Linked DNA regions of Homo sapiens: region 2 is linked to region 1. A link is an interaction called in ENCODE POLR2A ChIA-PET data of the cell type or tissue named here. Cell type or tissue: Caco-2. All regions are shown on one strand. Links, peaks and the distances in the headings refer to the core of each region. The heading gives the core; the rest is flanking DNA.

The links. ChIA-PET counts read pairs that join two places held together with the same protein. Peaks named below come from ENCODE experiments on the same cell type or tissue, not always from the same donor. Only the 100,000 strongest peaks of a DNase experiment are listed, where the experiment ranks them.
Region 2: POLR2A ChIA-PET joins it to region 1 with 5 read pairs; 5 of 35 experiments call an interaction of 5 or more read pairs at or near these places.

What each region holds. Positions count from the first base shown.
Region 1 is chr7:152,359,854-152,369,868 of GRCh38, forward strand. The region is part of intron 1 of KMT2C (lysine methyltransferase 2C); the gene reads right to left. It also overlaps the pseudogene SEPTIN7P6. Among named protein-coding and RNA genes, the nearest start is that of KMT2C, 71 kb to the right of the region's middle. In Caco-2, for the core only: no CTCF peak of the experiment used is centred there; no DNase peak of the experiment used is centred there.
Region 2 is chr7:152,498,029-152,509,489 of GRCh38, forward strand. No RefSeq gene overlaps it. Among named protein-coding and RNA genes, the nearest start is that of LINC01003, 40 kb to the left of the region's middle. RefSeq lists an enhancer at 1,881-2,381. In Caco-2, for the core only: no CTCF peak of the experiment used is centred there; a DNase peak (open chromatin) is centred at 6,563.

The DNA of each region.
Region 1 (10,015 bases), core at 275-5,274:
GCCTGGCCAACATGGTGAAACTCCGTCTCTACTAAAAATACAAAAATTAGCCAGGTGTTGTGGCGTGTGCCTGTAATCCCAGCTACTTGGGAGGCTGAGGCACAAGAATCGCTTGAACCTGACAGATGGAGGTTGCAGTGAGCTGATATCATGCCACTGCACTCCAGCCTGGGCGACAGAGTGAGACTGTCTCAAACACACAAACAAAAAAAAGGGGGGTGGGGGGGGGGGGACAATATGAAATAAAAGAATAATATGAAAAAAGAATAAAACAAAGAACTATGTTTTAAACAATAAGAAATCCATTTAAGTCTTGTTCTCATAAAAAAGTTAACCAACCTAGGCCAGGCACAGTAACTCACGCCTGTAATCCTAGTACTTTGGGAGGCCGAGGTGGGTGGATCACCTGAGGTCAGGAGTTCAAGACCAGCCTGGCCTACGTGGCGAAACCTCGTCTCTACTAAAAATACAAAAATTAGCTGGACGTGTTGATGCACATCTGTAATCCCAGCTACTCAGGAGGCTGAGGCAGGAGAATCGCTTGAACCCAGTGGGCAGGAGGTGCAGTGAGCCGAGATCACACCATTGCACTCCAGCCTGGGCAACAAGAGTGAAACTCTGTCTCAAAAAAAAAAAGTTAACCAACCTAAACCATGAAGGAGCTATAACATAATAATATATTAAAAATTAAGGTGACCAGCCGGGCGTAGTGGCTCACACCTGTAATCCCAGCACTCTGAGAGGCCGAGGCAGGCAGATCACCTGAGGTAGGGAGTTCGAGACCAGCCTGACCAACATGGAGAAACCCCGTCACTACTAAAAAAAATACAAAAACAAAAAGAAAAATTAGCTGGGCATGGTGGCACATGCCTGTAATCCCAGCTACTCGAGAGGCTAAGGCAGGAGAATTGCTTGAACCTGGGAGGCAGAAGTTGCGGTGAGCCGAGATTGCACCACTGCACTCCAGCCTGGGCAACAAGGGCGAAATTCTATCTCAAAAAGAAAAAAAAATTGAAGTAATCAAAGCCTAAATGGTTTTATAATTAAACTACTAAAAACTATCAAAAAGTCGGTCTTAACCAAAAATAAAAAAAAGGAAGTACCTGACTCAGAATTCCAACAAACATTGTCAAAAACTATGAATGAAAATAAAAACTGAGAACAATCCTATTGAATATAATCAGAATGCCAGGATGATTCAACATTAGAAATTTGTTAATGTTACATAACAAGTCAAGCAGTCAAAATAGCATCACTTCAAACTTCACAGGGGGAAAGGGGAAAGAAGGCAGAACTAAATAAAAAGACTACAAAACCTGAAAGATGAAAAAGGGTGAATTAGGGAGAAAACACTCTAAGGTGGATCTTATTGTTCATGGACAAAAAGAAAGAACATCTTTAGAATTTATTAAGTAGTTGTTTTTAGGCTGGGCACGGTGGCTCACGCCTGTAATCCCAGCACTTTGGGAGGCTGAGGTGGGTGGATCACGAGGTCAGGAGATCGAGACCATCCTGGCTAACACGGTGAAACCCCGTCTCTACTAAAAATATACAAAAAAATTAGCCGGGCGTGGTAGTGGGCGCCTGTAGTCCCAGCTACTCGGGAGGCTGAGGCAGGAGAATGGCGTGAACCCGGGAGGCAGAGGTTGCGGTGAGCTGAGATCACACCATTGCACTCCAGCCTGGGCAACAAGAGAGAAACTCCGTCTCAAAAAAAAAGAATTTATTAAGTAGTTGTTTTTAAATTTGATAGAAAACATTAAAATAAAGTGGAAAGAAGGGATAAGAAAATTTGATCAATCCAACAGCAGGCAGAAAAGGAATGAAAACAAATGGTACATAGAAAATAACATAAAAAGATAAATATAAATATGAATTTTCACAGTAAACATAAATGGCTTAAACTGTCATAATGATAAAAAAATTAATTTACTTGGATAACATAAGAGAACTTCAGATTACATAAAGCAAACATTTACAGAACAAAGAGAAATTGGTAACTAATCATTAGAGAGATATTAACATCCCACTGTCGGAAACTGATAGATGAAACATTATAGTTTGAAGCATTTTAAACAAGTATTTGGACAACACATTGAGCAAGCATTACTAGATTACTCTATCAATCTTCCTTTGTGTCTGACTCTGTTCAAACACAGTGGATACAGAAATAAATAAAACAAAATCCCTCCTGTCACAAAACTACATTCTAGTGAGAAGAGACAACAGTAAACAAGTATTACACATACAACATCCAACAAAAGAAAGCAAAGAAAAAGGGACTAGCTATTTTAAATAACAGATTTATAAAATAAATGTTTTAAAATAAAATTTTGTAAGGAGCCACTTTAGCACAGAACTGAAGATGAAGCAAACCATACAGATATCTGGGAGAAAAGCATTGCAGTAGAAGTAACAGCAAATGCAAAATTCTTGAGATGAGAGCAAGTGAGGGGGGTTAGAGGGACAAGAAGGATATACGGTGGCTGGGGCAGAGTCAGCGGTAGGGGGTAAGAAGGCATGAGGTCTAAGAATTTTTTTTTAATAGGATCACTTTTTGTTTAGAAACCTGTAGACCAATACAAGAACTGGGGACTGGGAGACTAGAAATCCTCGAAACAATCCCAACATGGCTGCTTCAAAGAAAATAGAGAATGACAAAATAATTCACATGCCATTATGGAGGTAGAGTTTACTTTTCATCTTTCTTTTGTGATTTTTCATAATCATAAACATCCACTTTTAAAGAAATTGGAAACCGTATGGTTTAGCTGACTTTTTAACTTAATCTCTCAGACCCATGTTTTGCTCTACTTTGAGTTTTTTCTCCACTATCTTGACCATCACTGTCTATGCTGTTGTTTGTTTTGGCACAACTGGCTTTATTTCAAGCTCGTTCTGTCTAGTTTATAATCTCTATCAACATATCAGTTATCTGCATTGCCCTACTTACTCCTTAAAAAATAATTTTGATTTTAATTTTTGCTTTTCAAATTTTTCTTCTGATTTCTATTCTTGGTTTTGGCACTAGGAAGACATGCTTTTTACGTTGATCAATTCATCAGAATTCCTTTCCTTCTGGGCAATGGACCAACTTATTGACATCATGTCATTTTCGAATTCTTTTATTTCATCGGTGTCCTTATTGCTGCTCATTGGCTTCTGCCATGTGACTTTTCTGACTAATCAAACACTATATTCTGAATGCAAAGATAATGGTCATACTCTTCAAAACCCTATCAGTTGCCAACTTTCATATTTAAACAGCAAAATAGATACATGTTTTATATTTCCATATTGAGTCAGATATTTCCAGTTTCAGTTTTTAAGGAAAGTTTGAAGTCTAATTACAAATGACAACATGAAGATTATTTATTTTAACCCTTCTTTGGGTTTTCTTCGTTCCCCTCTTTTTCCTGTCTCTTAACCCTTTCATTTCAGTGTTCTTCACTTCACTTTATTACCAAGAAATGTGAAGTAAAAGAATACAACTAACTTTATTTGAGAAAATTTTCTACCAAAACTTTATGTTCCATATTAATCTCAGAATCTGAAACCAACTTGAGTTCCTAAAGTAACATAGGAGACTTCTACATAAAGCCACATGGGAGTAAGACAGGTCAAAATTACCCTCCAGCCCAAACAACTAGGAAACCAGACAAATATAAGAAACAACCTTATTATAAGACACTGGGCAACAGGTATGGCGAAGGGAACAAAGGGAAAGAAACAGGGTGACCCCTACCATGGCACAGGCTTTCTGCTTGGCATTAATTTAGAAACTACCACACAGAGATAGGAACCCAAAATGAGAGCTGAAATGAGAAGACAGAAATCATAGGTTCAGGTGGCTCAAGAAGACTAGAATTTGTGGGACAGACTACCCAAGAGAAGAGAGGTATTCAGAGAAAGAGCTCCAGAAATCTGCAGAGGGATACCCTTGAGTTTCAACTGAATACCAATCTGCACATGTGTGATGTGAAATCCCAGAAGACTGAACAAGAACAACTTCCAGGGAGAGAGCAATTACAGAAGAACAATTCCCAGAGCTCACAGAAAGCTGCGAATCAACTGTATTGTCTCTAGCCAACTGTATTGTCTTTAGCCAGAGTGGCAAGACCTCAATGACTATGTAACACATTCAGCAGAGACCAGAGTGAGACACACCTTTAGGAGCAGGGCTAAATGAGCCACAGAACAAATGCTATTCTAGACCATCCCTAAAAGAGCTGACAAATAAGTCTCAACTTATCCTGAGAGTGACTCTGTATGAAAAAAATAAATAAGTCTCAACTGAACAATAATGATTCCCAACTTAACTACTGGGCATAATCCAATAATCCAGCTATTATAAGTATGCCTCATATGCGCAAGAATGTAAAGAAAACATGAATATGAGAGAAACAGAAGATATTAAAAATAACATGGAACTCAAAGGTAACATCAAAAGATAACATCAAATGTAAATTTCAGGCCGGGTGTGGTGGCTCACGCCTCTAATCCCAGCACTTTGGGAGGCTGAGGCGGGCAGATCACAAGGTCAGGAGATCGAGACCATCCTGGCTAACATGGTGAAACCCCATCTCTACTAAAAATACAAAAAATTAGCCGGGCGCGTGGTGGCAGGTGCCTGTAGTCCTAGCTATTTGGGAGGCTGAGGCAGGAGAATGGTGTGAACCCAGGAGGTGGAGACTGCAGTGAGCCGAGATTACACCACTGCACTCCAGCCTGGGTGACAGAGCGAGACTCCGTCTCCAAAAAAAAAAAGAAAAGAAAAAAAGAAAAAAATGCAAATTTCACATTGAAAAGTTAACATGTGATTAGAAATGACAAAAGAAGATCATTATCCCTAAAGACATAACAAAAAAAAATCTATTCAAAATAAAGAACAGTATGAAAAATGACAACACAGCTACAGTGCCCTGTGGAATAATAGCAACCTACCTAACTAATATGTGTGAGGTTGGGGTTAAAGGGATAGGGACAAAAAAATTGTTTAGTGAAATAATTAGCTGTAAATTTTAAAAGCTGTATTATTATAAGCCCACAGATCCAAGCACAACAAAATCTGAAACAGACAGACACACACACACACACACACACACACACACACACACGTACCAGTAAGGTACTTTATAGTCAAATTGCTGAAAAAGATTAATAAAGAGAAAATATTAAAAGCAGCAAAAGAAAATACACATTGCTTAAAGGGGGAATAAAGTAAAAATGACTGCAGGCTTCTTGTCTGAAACTATGTAAGCCAGAAGACAGTAAAAAACATATTTAAAGTACTAAGGAGAAAATTAAAGGAAAAACCCTTCTAAACACTGAACAAAACATGCAGCAAAAAAAAGTATCCTTCAAAAGCAACAGTAGGCTGGGTGCAGTGGCTCACGCCTATAATCCCAGCACTTTGGGAAGCCGAGGCAGGCGGATCACCTGAGGTCGAGTTCGAGACCAGCCTGGCCAAGATGGTGAAACCCTGTCTCTGCTAAAAATACAAAAATCAGCCAGGAATGGTAGCAGGCGCCTGTAATCCCAGCTACTCTGGAGGCTGAGGCAGAATTGCTCCAACTAGGGAGGTGGAGGTTGCAGTGAGCAGAAATCGCACCGCTGCACTCCAGCCTGGGCGGCAGAGTGAGACCCTGTCTCAAACAAACAAACAAACAAACAAACAGTTAACTAAAAACTTCCTCCTTTTTTCTTTTCTTCTTTTGAGATGGAGTCTCGCTATATTGCTCAGGCAGGTCTTGAATTCCTGGTCTCAAGCGATCCTCCCACCTTGGCTTCCCATAGGGCTGGGATTACAGGCATTAGCCTCCCGGCCCAGTGTTTTGTTTTGAAGTGTGCTTTGTCTGATATTAACATAGCCACTCCAGCTTAATTTGATTAGTGTTGGCATGTTTTATCTTTCTCTTTATGTCATTTTATTTCAATTGTCTTTCAGGTAGACAGAATATAATTAGGTCTAAAATAGATTCTATTAGTGGGGCATAGTGGCATGTGCCTGTAGTCCTGGGTACTCAGGAGGATGAGGTGGGACGAACACCTGACAAAAACAACCCAACTCAAAAATGAGCAAAGAACTTCCACAGACATTTTCCAAAGAAGTTATACAAATGACCAAAAAAACATGAAAAGATGCTCACGATGACTATTAGAAAAATGAAAAATCAAAACTAAGATATACCACCTCACACCCATTAGGATGGCTACTGTGAAAAATAAAAAAAAGAATAACAAATGTTGGCAAGGACGTGGAGAAACTGAAACACTAGTGCACAGGTGTAGGGAACATAAAATGATATGGGCCCTGGAAAACAGTACGGCAGTTTCTCAAGCAGTTAAAAATAGAATTGCCATATGATCCACAAATTCCACCTCTGGGTATACACCAAAAAGAATCAGAAGCAGAGTCTCCAAAGAGATATTTATACACCCATGTTCACAGCAGCATTATTCACAATAAATAAAACATAATTAACAGTTAAGTAAAATGTGGTACAGACATACCACATTGGCAGTATGTCTATGGTGGAATACTATGCAGCCTTAAAAAGGAAGGAATTTCTGACATATGCGATACTACAACATAAATGAACCTTGACAACAATCTCCTAAGTGAATTAAACCAGTCACAAAGAAAAAAAAATAGTGGATGATTCCACTTATATAAGGTACTAAGAGTAGCTAAAATCAGAGACGGAAAGTGGAACGGTGGTTGCCAGAGGCTGAGAGAAGGGAGAAACTGGGAGTTATTGTTTAATGGCTATAAAGTATGAGTTTAACAAGATTTTTTAAAAAGCTATGAAAATGGATAGTGTCTACATTATGAATGTATCTCACATCACTAAAATGTACACTTAAAAATAGTTAAGGGGTTGGGTGGCCACAGACGGCCGGGCGGGATGTAACCAGCCGCTGAGCTGCAGCCCTTCCGTGTCCGCAGGCTTCGGCCCGGCCGCCGCCGCCCATCAGCTATGGAGGAGCTTTACAACTTCCCGGCCTGCAGAGCCGGGCGCAGCAAGGGCCAGACGCGGCGCGAGCTGGCGCTGCGAGCCAACGGGCCGGCGCCTGGCGGGCACGATCGCAAGGTCGCGCAGAAGCTCCTCAATGGCCAGCGCCAGTTGCAGCCCCGGCCGCACCCTTGCCTCACCTGAGCCTGGGCTCTTGCTCTTGCGGAATCCACAGGTCTTTCTTGAAGAAATCTGTAGTCAGAACTCTGTGCTGCATTTTTATCCAGAGAAGGAACAGGAAGAGAAGAGTGTGGTCTCCTAGAAATCTAGCACTGGAGAAACGAGGAAAATTCTTCCAAGGATGGTCTCCCACTCAGAGCTGAGGAAGCTTTTCTACTCAGCAGATGCAGTGTGTTTTGATGTTGACAGCACGGTCATCAGAGAAGAAGGAACCAACATTCAAAGCAGCTGCCAACTATTCCAAGTTTCCCAGCTGGAGGAGCCCTGACCTGCACCTTCGCAGAAGCCCTGAAGCAGACACCCCAGGGAGCACCTACCAGGGGCACCCCCGGCTGGCACCAGCATACAAAGTGAGACAGGGTCTCGCCTTATTTCGCAGGCTGGTCTGGAACTCCTGAGCTCAAACAATCTACCCACCTCGGCCTCCCAAAGTTCTGGGATTACAGGTGTGAGCCACCTTACCCAGAGAGGCGAACCTGGATTGGGAAAGTCGACATTAATCAACTCATTATTCCTTACAGATTTGTATGCTCCAGAGTATCCAGGTCCTTCTCATAGAATTAAAAAGACTATACAGGTGGACAATCCAAAGTTTTAATCAAAGAAGGTGGTGTTCAGTTGCTGCTCACAATAGCTGACACCCCAGGATTTGGAGATGTAGTGGATAATAGTAATTGCTGGCAGCCTCTTATCGATTACATTGATAGTAAATCTGAGGACTACCTAAATGCAGAATCACGAGTGAACAGACGTCAGATGCCTAATAGCAGGGTGCAGTGTTGTTTATACTTCATTGCTCCTTCAGGACATGAACTTAAACCATTGGATATTGAGTTTATGAAGCGTTCGCATGAAAAAGTGATTATCATCCAACTTATTGCCAAAGCAGACACACTTATACCAGAGGAATGCCAACAGTTTAAAAAACAGATAATGAAAGAAATCCAAGAACATAAAATTAAGATATATGATTTTCCAGAAATAGATGATGAAGAAGAAAATAAACTTGCTAAAAAGGTAAAGGACTGTTTACCTCTTGCTGTGGTAAGCTAGTAATACTATCATTGAAGTTAATGGCAAAAGGGTCAAAGGAAGGCAGTATCCTTGGGGTGCTGCTGAAGTTGAAAATGGTGAACATTGTGATTTTACAATTCTAAGAAATATGCTGATAAAAACACACACTCAGGACTTGAAAGATGTTACTAATAATGTCCACTATGAGAACTACAGAAGCAGAAAACTGGCAGCTGTGACTTATAATGGAGTTGATAACAACAAGAATAAAGGGCAGCTGACTAAGAGCCCTCTGGCACAAATGGAAGAAGAAAGAAGGGAGTATGCAGCTAAAATGAAGAAGATAGAGATGGAGATGGAGCAGGTGTTAGAGATGAAGGTCAAATAAAAAGTTCAAAAACTAAAGGACTCTGAAGCTGAGCTCCAGTGGCGCCGTGAGCTAATGAAAAAGAATTTGGAAGCACAGCACAAAGAATTAGAGGAAAAACGTCGTCAGTTTGAGGATGAGAAGGCAAACTGGGAAGCTCAACAACATATTTTAGAACAGAACTCTTCGAGAACCTTGGAAAAGAACAAGAAGAAAGGGAAGATCTTTTAAACTCTCTATTGACCACCAGTTACGTATTAGTTGCCAATATGCCAGCTTGGACATCAGTGTTTGTTGGATCCGTTTGACCAATATGCACCAGTTTCATCCATAATGATGGATTTAACAGCGTGACAAAAATTATTTTTTCTTGTTTTTCTTGATGGAGATTAAGATGCCTTGAATTGTCTAGGGTGTTGTGTACTTAGAAAGTAACAGCTCTAAGTACCTTTCCTACATTTTCTTTTTCTTTTTTTTATTAAACAGATATCTTCAGTTTAATACAGGAGAACATTTTACTGTTGTACAATCATGTTCTCGTGGTTTGATTGTTTACAGCCTATTCCAAAATAAAAGGACTGTGGAAGGTTAAAAAAAAAAAATAGTTAAGGGCCAGGAGCAGTGGCTCACACCTGTAATCCCAGCACTTTGGAAGGCCAAGGCAGGCAGATCACTTGAGGTCAGGAGTTCGAGACCAGCCTGGCCAACATGGCAAAATCCTGTCTCCACTAAAAATACAAAAGTTGGCCGGGCATGGTGGCACGTGCCTGTAATCCCAGTTACTTGGGAGGCTGAGGCAGGAGAATCACTTGAACCTGGGAAGCAGAGACTGCAGTGAACCAAGATCACGCCACCACACTCCAGCCTGGGCAACAGAGTGAGGCCCTGTCTCAAAAAAAAACAAAAACAAAAAAAAAAACAAGATGGCAAATTATATTTTGTGTATATTCTACCACAACTTTTTAAAAACTCAAATCAAAATCTGACTGTTTGTAAAGATCAATAAAATTGACAAGATTCCAGCAAAACTAACACACACAAAAAAATGACTACTATGGTTTGAATATCATTTGTCCTCACCAAATCTCATGTTGAAGCTTGGTCTGCAATGTAGCAGTGTTGAGAGGTGGTACCTTTAAGAGGTGATTAGGTTGTTAAGAGGGATTAATGTCGTTCTGAAAGGAGTTCTCACTCTTGGAGAAGTGAACCCACAAGAGTAGGTTGTTATAAAGTGAGGATGCCTCTCATGTTTGGCCTCTCTTTGCAAACATGTGCTTCCCCTTGCACTTCTCTGCCATGTTATGACACAGCACAAAGCCCTCACCACATGCGGCAACCCATCTTAGATTTCTCAGCCTCCAGAACCATAAACCAAATAAATCTTTTTCCTTTATAAACTACCAACTCTCGGGTATTTTGCTATAGCAATAGAAAATGA
Region 2 (11,461 bases), core at 3,897-8,896, 140 kb after region 1:
ATTATAGGTGTCAACCACTGTGCCCAGGCATTTTTCCTTTTCTAGTAACAAGAATCCTGATTTTTTTGCTGGGCACCTGGCTGTGAACACTACAATGCTCAGCCCCTCTTACAGCTGGAGTGGGCACCTTCTGGAAATCATCCTTCCCTTTCTCCTCTTTCTCCTGGCCAGCACGCAGAGGAGCAGGCCAGGGCTGAGACAGCTGGCATGGACCACCTGAGGCCATGGAGTGACGTGCAGCCAAGAGCCTGACAGAGGAGTCAGGGTCCCTCACCCAGGGATGGCAGAACCAGCCTTGATTTTATCTAAGGGAGAGATGGACTTCTATCTGCTCAAGCCACTGATTGTTGGCATTTTCATTACTTGCTGCTGAACCTTATCTTCATTAATACAAATAGGTTGTCATTATATATTTTCTTTTTTCTTTTTTTCTTTTTTTTTTTTTTTTGTTTCAGAGTCTCGTTCTGTTGCCAGGCTGGAGTGCGGTGGCGCAATCTCGCCTCACTGCAACCTCTGCCTCCCGGGTTCAAGCAATTCTCCTACCTCAGCCTCCCAAGTAGCTTGGATTACAGGCACCCACCACTACGCCCGGCTAACTTTTGTATCTTTTTGTAGTAGAGATAGGGTTTCACCATGTTGGCCAGGCTGGTCTCGAACTCCTGACCTTGTGATCTGCCCACCTCGGCCTCCCGAAGTGCTGGGATTACAGGTGTGAGCCACTGTGCCAGGCTGTCATTATTTATTTCCTAAAGGCATTAGACAAGTTCCTAAGACATGGCAAAATTTGAATATGAACCAGGTCTGTTTTCTGTAAAACTTTGTTATTTTCAGTAAATTATTCTTCTTACCACTAATGTTTACAAAAATGGCAGCTGTATACTATTAAAGATTTGCAGAGAATACAAAGTCAAAATATCAGTAGCCACTGAGAGCTTTAACTGAAGCTCTCAGATAAATATTTAAAGACCTAGGACTTTTAAAGGGACTATTTACAGTGGAATAGTGTCATAAACTGAATTTTGAAAAAACAAACAGAAAGTGTAAAAGAAAGCTCTCCAAGGGACCAATACTTTAATTTCAGGAGTGTTCTCATCCTTTGTAACATGGTATTTTCTATATAGTGTGAAAGGAAAATAAATCTTGGGACCCCAAAATTACTAAGCCAAGGAAAAAGTCAGGCTGGGAAGTGTCAGGCAAACCTGCTTCCCATTTTATTCCTAAATAAGATAGTTACAAAGATAAAAAAGCTATATACCTCATGTAATCATGATTGTGGTATTTTTATTTCTTATTTATTTATTTATCTTTTTGAGATGGAGTCTTGCTGTGTCGCCCAGGCTGGAGTGCAGCGGCGCAATCTCGGCTCACTGCAAGTTCCGCCTCCCGGGTTCACGCCATTCTCCTGCCTCAGCCTCCCGAGTAGCTGGGACTATAGGCGCCCGCCACCACGCCTGGCTCTTTTTTTTGTATTTTTAGTAGAGACGGGGTTTCACCGTGTTAGCCAGGATGGTCTCGATCTCCTGACCTCGTGATTCACCTGCCTTGGCCTCCCAAAGTGCTGGGATTACAGGCATGAGCCACCACACCTGGCCTGATTGTGGTATTTTAAAAAAAAAAGAAAAAAGAAAAAAAGTAAATTAGAAAAAAGCTACATGGCTGGGTGTGGTGGCTCACGCCTGTAATCCCAGCACTTTGGGAGGCCGAGGCAGGCAGATCACAAGGTCAGGAATTTGAGACCAGCCTGACCAACATGGTGGAACCCTGTCTCTACTAAAAAAATACAAAAATTAGCTAAGCGTGGTGGCGCACACCTGTAATCCCAGCTACTTAGGAGGCTTGAACTCGGGAGGCGGAGATTGCAGTGAGCCAAGATTGCACCACGGCACTCCAGCCTGGGCAACAGAGCAGACTCTGTCTTAAAAATAAATAAATAAAAATAAATAAATAAAAGCTACATACCTTCCTCACAATTTGCCCCCAGAGAAATTCCTTGTGGGCCTCAAGATCTTTACCCTAAAACAGTTCTGTTGAATTTCACCCTGGCAATGTAAATTGATAGCTTATCTTTACAGATGAGGGACCGTCCCTCTGCTCACCTGAGACAAAGGCATATCTGATTGCTTCCTCTACTGGTTATGTAAAAATGCAGATTCACTGAGTCATGCTCAGTTATGTATTCAGTGAAAGGCTGATCAAGGACTCCAAAGAATGCAACCTTTTTTTTTTTTTTTTTTTGAGACAGAGTCTGGCTCAGTTGCCCAGGCTGGAGTGCAGTGAGGAGATCTCGGCTCACTGCAGCCTCTGCCTCCCAGGTTCAAGTAATTCTCCTGCCTCAGCCTCCTGAGAAGCTGGGACTAAAGGTGCACCACCATATCCAGCTAATTTTTGTATTTTTTTGGTAGAGAAGGGGTTTCCCTGTGTTAGCCAGGTTAGTCTTGATCTCCTGGTCTCAAGTGATTCCCCCTGCCTTGGCCTCCCAAAGTGCTGGGATTACAGGTGTGAGCCAATGTGCCCGGACTAGAATGCAGTCTTTTGTCTCTTATCTACCTGGACCTGGAAGCCCCAATTTTGAGTTGTCCTGCCTTTTGGGACCAAACCAATGTACATCTTTTTTTCATTTTTTATTTTTTTGAGATGGAGTTTCGCTCTTGTTGCCCACGCTGGATTGCAATGGCACGATCTCAGCCAACTGCAACCTCCGCCTCCCGGGTTCAAGCGATTCTCCTGCCTCAGCCTCCTGAGTAGCTGGGACTACAGGCGCCCGCCACCATGCCTGTTTAATTTTGTATTTTTAGTATACACGGGGTTTCTCCACGTTGGTCAGGCTCAAACTCCCGACCTCAGGTGATCCACCTGCCTCGGCCTCCCGACCTCAGGTGATCCACCCACCTCGGCCTCCCAAAGTGCTGAGATTACAGGCATGAGCCACCGGGCCCGGCCAAACCAATATACATCTTACACATATTGATTGATGTCTCATGTCACTCTAAAATGTATAAAAGCAAGCTGTATCCTGACCATTCTGGCATATGTCCGCAGGACCTCCTGAGGCTGTCTCACGAGTGGTCATTAGCCTTGGCAAAATCAACTTTCTGAAATGACTGAGACCTGTCTCAGATATTTTGGGTTGACAATACACACACACACACACACACACACACACACACACACACAGAGTTTTGGTGACAGGGTTAGAGAAAAATAATATCTACTTTCATGGCTTACAACTCTGGTTTTACAACAGAAGTAAAAAAAATTTTATTCTAATAGCATGATTTATCTTTGCCAATTTTTGAAAATTTTTATTTTATTTTATTTTATTTTTTGGAGAGAAGTGCACAGTCATAGCTCATCAGAACAGAATATCTTACCAGGAGGCATGTCACCCTTGTCTCCTTAAAACCTTTCCCCGCACACACACAAAACACTCTCATTTTGGATTTTGTGCCTATGTTCATGTCATTCCCTCTGTTTGCAATTGCTTTCTTTCCCACCAATCAACTAACTGCGCTAATTACTAAGTCTTGATCTTCTCCTCCATGAAGGCTTCCTGGATTGGTCTAGTCTACAACAGTAGTTCTCAAAGCACAGTACGGCAGCAGCAGTGTCACCTGGGACTGGAAATTCACTCCTGCAACCCCAGACCTACTGAGCTGGCAACCCTGGGGGGCCCAGCACTCTGTGTCATTGAGTCTAAGATGCTTTTGATGTGACTCAGATTAGCTTGTCACTGCTCTAAGGCCATATTGATCCCTCCCTTCTCTGGGTCCCCATGCCACGTACAGTTCACAGTACATCACTTGGAGCTGAATCCCCTTTTAAAGAATTGTTATAGTAGGCTTCCCTAGATTCAGGTAGATTGTCTACTCCCCAGGTAGATATTCAATAAAGATTTAGTGCTTGGCTCTTTGAAAGAAGGTGGTGGCTCATGCCTGTAATCCCAGCACTTTGGGAGGCCAAGGTGGGCGGATCACAAGGTCAGGAGTTCAAACCCGCCTGCCCAATCTGGTGAAACCCCATCTCTAAAAAAAATACAAAAATTAGCTGGGTGTGGCAGCGCATAACTGTAATCCCAGCTACTTGGGAGGCTGAGGCAGGAGAATCGCTTGAACCTGGGAGGCGGAGGTTGCAATGAGCTCAGATTGTGCCATAGCACTCCAGGCTGGGCAACAAGAGTGAAACTTTGTCTCAAAAAAAAAAAAAAAAAATTGAATGCTAAAGGTCACCGCAGCAATCAATGTCATCTTCTGTTGCTGTGGATGTTTATGTTATTATTATTATTATTATTGAGACAAAGTCTCGCTCTGTGGCCCAGGTTGGAGTGCAGTGGTGTGATCTTGGCTCCCTGCAACCTCCACCTCCCGGGTTCAAGCAATTCTCGAGCCTCAGCCTCGCAAATAGCTGGGACTACAGGCCCGACTGATTTTTGTATTTTAGTAGAGACGGGGTTTCACTATGCTGCCCAGGCTGGTCTGTAACTCCTGGCCTCAAGGGATCTGCCCACCTCGGCCTCCCAAAGTGCTGGCATTACAGGCATGAGCCACCACGCTCGGCTGGATGTTCATATTAACACAAGATGCTGTATCAAGACCCACGCGATACTGAACAGACATGACCCTTATCCTTACATGTGAAGATGTGGAATGGTCCTCTCAGGTACATGACTCCACAGGGAATGTATATATTGTCATAATAATTCTACTTACTAACTTTGATTGAGCACCTATTGTGTGCCAGGTAATGTTCTCAGCAGGACTAGCTGCATAATTTGCAGGGCTCAGGGCAAAATGAAAACACAGGGCTCCTTGTTCGAACAGCAGAGAAAAGTGCTGTTAAAGGTACCAAGTACAGGCCGGGCACAGTGGCTTGCGCCCATAATCTCAGCACTCTGGGAGGCTGAGCTGGGAGGATCGTGTGAGCTCAGGAATTTGAGACCAGCCTGGGCAACGTAGTGAGACCTCATCTCTACTTCAGAAAAAAAAAAAATCAGCTAGGCGTGGTGTTGTGCACCTAGTCCCAGCTACTCAGGAGGCCAAGGTGGGAGGCCTGAGCCCGGGAGTTCAAGGCTGCAGTGAGCTATTACTGCACCACAGCATGCCAGCCTGGGCAACTGAGCAAGACCCTGTCTTAAAAAAAAAAAAGGGTACCAAATACAAAGTATTCTTTTTTTCATGATCTATCTGTGTAACTGTCCTGTTTGTAAATCTTCTGTTGAATATTATACTCCCTGCAGCATCAAGGATGCTCCTGGAGGAGTGGGGACGCTCCCAAGGGCTGGGGTCCCTGCCCTACCATTCTGTGTTCACAGGCGCATCCATCTGCCACTGAGCCCCACTCTGACTAGCCACTAGACCAATGCACCATGCCCTGGCTAGGGGCCAGGAGCCTACCACCCAATCTGTGGCAGAGAGGTCACCCTCCAAGGCATTGCAAAGTTTGCACCAGCACACACTAGGTACCTGGGTAGGCAGCAGGCAAGAGGCTTGCCCCCACCGGGGGTGCTCGGGAGCATGCTGTGTGCTCAAGACACCAGGGAACACGTGCCTTACCCTGATCCTCCTGCACCCACACTCAGGCCCTGCCCAGAGTGAAGGGTGGCCAGGTGGCCAGGTGGGAGTGGGGAGGGGGCCATGGAACCCAGGGTGCAGGGGACAGGGGAATGGGCAGTCAGGAACCTGCCAGGGGGAGGCAGGGAGGTGGGACCACACACTGCACTACAAGTCCATGATGCATGCGCACTCCATTGCCCTGTGGGAACAGAAATTCAAAGACAAAATCATTAAGAATTTCAGGCTGGGTGCAGTGGCTCATGCTTGTAATCCCAGCACTTCGGGAGGCTGAGGCAGATCTCATGAGGTCAAGAGTTCGAGACCAGCCTGGCCAACATGGTGAAACCACATCTCTACTAAAAATACAAAACTTAGCTGGGTGTGGTGGCACGCACCTGTAATCCCAGCTACTCAGGAGGCTGAGGCAGGAGAATCACTTGAACCTGGGAGGCGGAGGTTACAGTGAGCCGAGATCGTGCCATTGCACTCCAGTCTGGGTGACAAGAACAAAACTCCATATCAAAAAAATAAAAAATAAAGAATTTCAAGATGATGACTGCAGAACATTCAGTCCCAAGTGTGGGACCCTTTTGAGCATGGGGACGCTGTGTCACGGCACTAACAGCATACCCCTGAAGCCAGCCTCGTTCTGAGACTTTTGTGAGACTTATTAAATCTCCACGCAAGCCTATAAGGGTATTGTCCCCAATTAGCAGACAAGGAAGTTGAGGCATAGACAAGTGGCCTGCCCAAGATTGCTTAGCTGGGCGGATGGGTGGGGTGATACCAGCCCAGTCTCACCCACATCTGCCTGCTTCACCTTGCTCATTGCTGCTCTTCAGAGAATATTTGCAGAGCAATAGAAATTCAGAAGGACAGCCAAATAGTTACAGCTCATGCTCGTCCAGTTGGCATTAAAGCTCTGTCCTCACTGCAGTCCCCACCCCCCACCAATGGTTTGTTGATCCTCTCCCATAGCAGAAGCAGGAACACTGAAACCATGATAGGTATGAGCTCAGGAGACGTTCCCAGGAGATCTGCCTATGGCCTTGGGGAAAACTGGTAGAGCTGGTTGGAGCTGGCCCTCTCCCCAGCTGCCTTCCACAATTAGCTCAGGGGGCACACTTAGTCCCTCCTGGAGGTTTCACGACCTGGCACCAGATGCAGACCCTGGTCAGCTCTGTTAAGGAAGGACTCTGTGAGCAGGTGCTGGTGTCAGCCAGGACTTGGGGTAATCTTCTAGAACTTTACTGTAGTTTTTTCAGTGTCCACACTTCCTGGAATTCGTCTAGTTTATTTCACTGAAAGTGGGCAGGATCTTTGAAAAGACACTCTCAAAAGAATTGGATTCCCCTTATCTATTCAGCATTTCCTTTGTCACCAAAGTGATCAGTCAGAAGTAGTTAGAAAGTAGCCCCAACACGGCCGGGCACAGTGGCTCACGCCTGTAATCCCAGGACTTTGGGGGGCCGAGGCGGGTGGAGCACGAGGTCTGGAGTTCTTAGACCAGCCTGGCCAACATGATGAAACTCTGTCTCTCCTGACAATACAAAAATTAGCTGAGTGTGATGGCAGGCGCCTGTAATCCCACATACTCAGGAGGCTGAGGCAGGAGGATCGCTTGAACCCGGGAGGTGGAGATTGCAGTGAGCTGAGATTGCACCACTGCACTCCAGCCTGGGCGACAGAATGAGATTCTGTCTCAAAAAAAAAAAAAAAAAAAAAGTAGCCTCAAAAATTTAGACAAACTAGTGGTGTGCTGGTAATTGTTTTGTAAACAGCTCTCTGGAATACATTTTTTTTTTCTTTTTTTTTTTTGAAGCGGAGTCTCATTGTTGCCCAGACCTGAGTCCAGTGGCCTGATCTTGGCTCACTGCAACCTCTGCCTCCTGGGTTCAAGTGATTTTCCTGTCTCAGCCTCCTGAATAGCTGGGATTACAGGTGCCTGCCACCACACCTGGCTAGTTTTTGTATTTTTAGTAGAGATGGGGTTTCACCATGTTAGCCAGGCTGGTCTCGAACTCCTGACCTCAGGTGAGCTGTCCTGCTTGGCCCCCCAAAGTACTGGAATTACAGGTGCCACCGTGCCTGGCCTGGAATACATTTTTTTCAAAGGTGCTGTTTGTAGCTTTTAATGATTTCTATGGTGCTGATATTCCACTAAAACAAATTTCAGGCTACCAGGGTGATATCTCCCTGGTTGCAAAATCCCTGAAATTTTGCCAGTCTGCTCCTGCAGGCTGGTAAGACCCAATGTGTTTCCGTCCAGCACACCTCTTGACATGGACCTTCCATCAAGGACACCAAAGTGCTTTAGGTGAGTGTCCTAATTGTTCCAGTGATTTGGGGGCAAGCTGGAACAAGGAAAAAGAGCTATAATACAGTCATATCAATTTTACAGCTGAGCATACTGAGGTTCCAACACATAATATTTTGCCGCGGGTGCCCCAGCAAAGGCCCAAGCCTTAGATAAGGAGGCTGTTGAACAGCTTCCAGCTGAGACCATGTCACATGGCTGAGGTATGGAGATGGCTAAGGTGTGCCACCCTAGAGGCTATAGTCTTTAGGAAGGAAAGACCTTGAGAACAAGAGGAAGTAGTGACCAGATGCCTAAGTGGCGTGATTGATTGATTGATTGATTTTGAGATGGAGTTTCATTCACTCTTGTCGCCCAGGCTGGAGTGCAGTGGCATGATGTTGCTCGCTTTAACTTTGGCCTACCAGGCTCAAGCGATTCTCCTGCATCAGCCTCCCTAGTAGTTGGGATTACAGGCTCCCGCTACCGCGTCCAGCTAATTTTTTTGTATTTTTTGTAGAGACGGAGTTTCATCATGTTGGCCTGGCTGGTCTCGAACTCCTGAGCTCAGGTGATCCACCCGCCTCGGCCTCCCAAAGTGTGGGGATTATTATTATTATTACTGAGACGGAGTCTCGCTCTGTTGCCCAGGCTAGAGTGCAGTGGCACGATCTCAGCTCACTGCAACCTCCACCTCCCAGGTTCAAGCGATTCTCCTGTCTCAGCCTCCCGAGTAGCTGGGATTAGAGGCATACGCCATCACGTTTGGCTAATTTTTGTCTTTTTAGTAGAGATGGGCTTTCACCATGTTGGCCAGGCCGGTCTTGAACTCCTGACCTCAAGTGATCTGCCCCCCTCGGCCTCCCAAACTTCTGGGATTACAGGCGCGAGCCACTGCTCCCGGCCATTGTTTTTGAGACAAGATCTCTGTCATCCAGACTGGAGTGCAGTCGCATGATCATGGCTCACTGTAGCCTCAATCTCCTGGGCTCAAGCAATCCTCCCGTCTCAGCCTCCTGAGTAGCTGGGACCACAAGTGTGTACCACCACGACCGGCTAATTTTTTTGTTTTTTTATTTTTTAGTAGATATGAGGTCTGTCTATGTTGTGCAGGCTGGTCTCAAACTCCTGAGCTCAAGTATGCTCCTGCCTTGGCCTCCCAAAGTGCTGGAATTACAGGCATCAGCCACCGTACCTGGCCTACCCGGTGTGATTTGAAAGATGCTGCGAAATTCTCAGAGGAGGGATAGATGCTCTAGGCCTCTCCTCCATACTCAGGAGAGATAACATGGGGATGGTGGCAAAAAGAATCAAGTGACTTCAACAATTTCATTTAGTTGTAGAAAAAGCATTGACCCTGGCTGGGTGTGGTGGCTCACGCCTGTAATCCCAGCACTTTGGGAGGCCGAGGCAGGCGGATCATGAGGTCAGGAGATCGAGACCATCCTGGCTAACACAGTGAAACCCCTCTCTACTAAAAATACAAAAAATTAGCTGAGCGTGGTGGCATGTGCCTGTAGTTCCAGCTACTCGGGAGGCTGGGGCAGGAGAATTGCTTGAACCCGGGAGGCAGAGCTTGCAGTGAGCCAAGATTGCACCACTGCAGTCCAGCCTGGGTGACCGATCAAGACTTCGTCTCAAAAAAAAAAAAAAAAAAGAAAAAAAAGAAAAAAAAAAAGCAATGACCCATAAAGAAAGAGCCTGTTTGCTCCTATATATTTAAATCACATTTGGCCGGGTGCGGTGGCTCACACCTGTAATCCCAGCACTTTGGGAGGCTGAGGTGGGCAGATCACTTGAGTCCAGGAGTTCAAGACCAGCCTGGCCAACATGGTGAAACCCCATCTTTAATAAAAATACAAAAGTTAGCCGGGTGTGGTGGTGCGTGCCTGTTATCCCAGCTGCTTGGGAGGTTGAGGCATGAGAGTTGCTTGAACTTGGGAGGCGGAGGTTGCAAGATCATGCCATTGCACTCCAGCCTGGGCAACAGAGTGGGACTCTGTCTCAAAAAAATAAAAAATAAAAACAAATAAATAAATAACTCACATTTGACTGCCAGCTGGATTTCTCTTGAGTTTTTCTCCTATCACCCCTCCTCCAATATTCTTACTAGTATCACCATCGTTACCAGTATTCATCGTATATATTCTCAGAGTTTTCTTTAATCAAACTTGGCCTTGCTAGCTCTTAGAAAGAGTTTCCATTAGGGCAACATTACTATCAAATATCTTTTTTTTTTTTTTTTTTTTTTTTTTGAGACGGTCTCACTCTGTCACCCAGGCTGGAGTGCAGTGGTGCTATCTCAGCTCACTGCAACCTTGGCCTCCTGGGTTCAAGCGCTTCTCGTGCCTCAGCCTCCCGAGTAGCCGGGACTACAGGCATGCGCCACCAGATTCAGCTAATTTTTGTATTTTTTGGTAGAGACAAGGTTTCACCATGTTGGCCAGGCGGTTTCACCATGTTGGCCAGGCTGGTCTTGAACTCCTGACCTCAAGTGATCCGCCCACCTCGTCTTCCCAAAGTGCCAGGATTACGGTTGTGAGCCACCACGCCCAGCCCCAAATATCTCTTTATATAGCTATGGGTGGCTACGAGGGACACATTTGATGGAATGCGATCCGAGGCCTCTGGAGAGATTTTTCATGGGCATGTATCTGTTGGGAAGAACCTCAGGGTGGAGGCCATTCCTCTTTCTAAATTAGCTAGTGTAGAAGACAGGGCAAAGTTCTCATAAAATTTCTAACATCGACGAGAGTGTTGGCATTAGAAATGAGAAGACAGAAAAAGTATGAAAATGCAAAAATGGAAAATGTACATAAATACAAAATTTTATTAAATAGTATTCATTGATTTTAAATGTATACAACATGCTTGTTGGTATTTAAAAATAGAATGATGGAGGATGATTTGGTGGGAGTAATTGTTTGAAAAAAAAATCAATTTAACATCACTTTGCTTTCCACTTCTGCTGCCAAGAAATCTCAGGCAGTATCTTCTAATTCAAACATAAGTGTCTCCAGAAACCTTTGGATCACATATTACAAAGCCCCATCTGTTTTACCCTCTCAAAATTAGCATTTTAGCTTAATTCACTTATACATTTTCTGACATTAGCTTGATTCTTCTCTTCTTCCTTTTTGTCATCTTAAATCACACCTGGCATCTTTTAGATTTGGATTCAACTGAAAAAATAATTTTTAGCTATTTTAAGTCCTTTTTAGTAGTAAGCAGAGTGTAAATAAAATTTAAAGCATAATGATGCAAACATATATACAGCTAATGTTTCTTGCAGGATTGTTTACAATAGCAAAAACTGGAAACAAATGTCTATGGATTGAGAGGTGGTTAAAACAATAATTGCTAAATCATTAATAATTCTTAAAAGGAGTGAAATATATATGTGTGTGTATATATCTATATCCTGATATGTATGCAAGGCTGTATATGATCTATGTAAGTGGAAAAAAGCAAGTTGAAAAAACAGCAAACAGATAGTTTTATATGTTGAAAAAAATCAAGGCTGTTCAAAAAAGGTATCTTTGTGTAAGGGCATAGAAAGTAGCTTGCAAGGCACACACTAAGTGAGGAATGTGATTTGCTCTGGAGGGGAACAGGG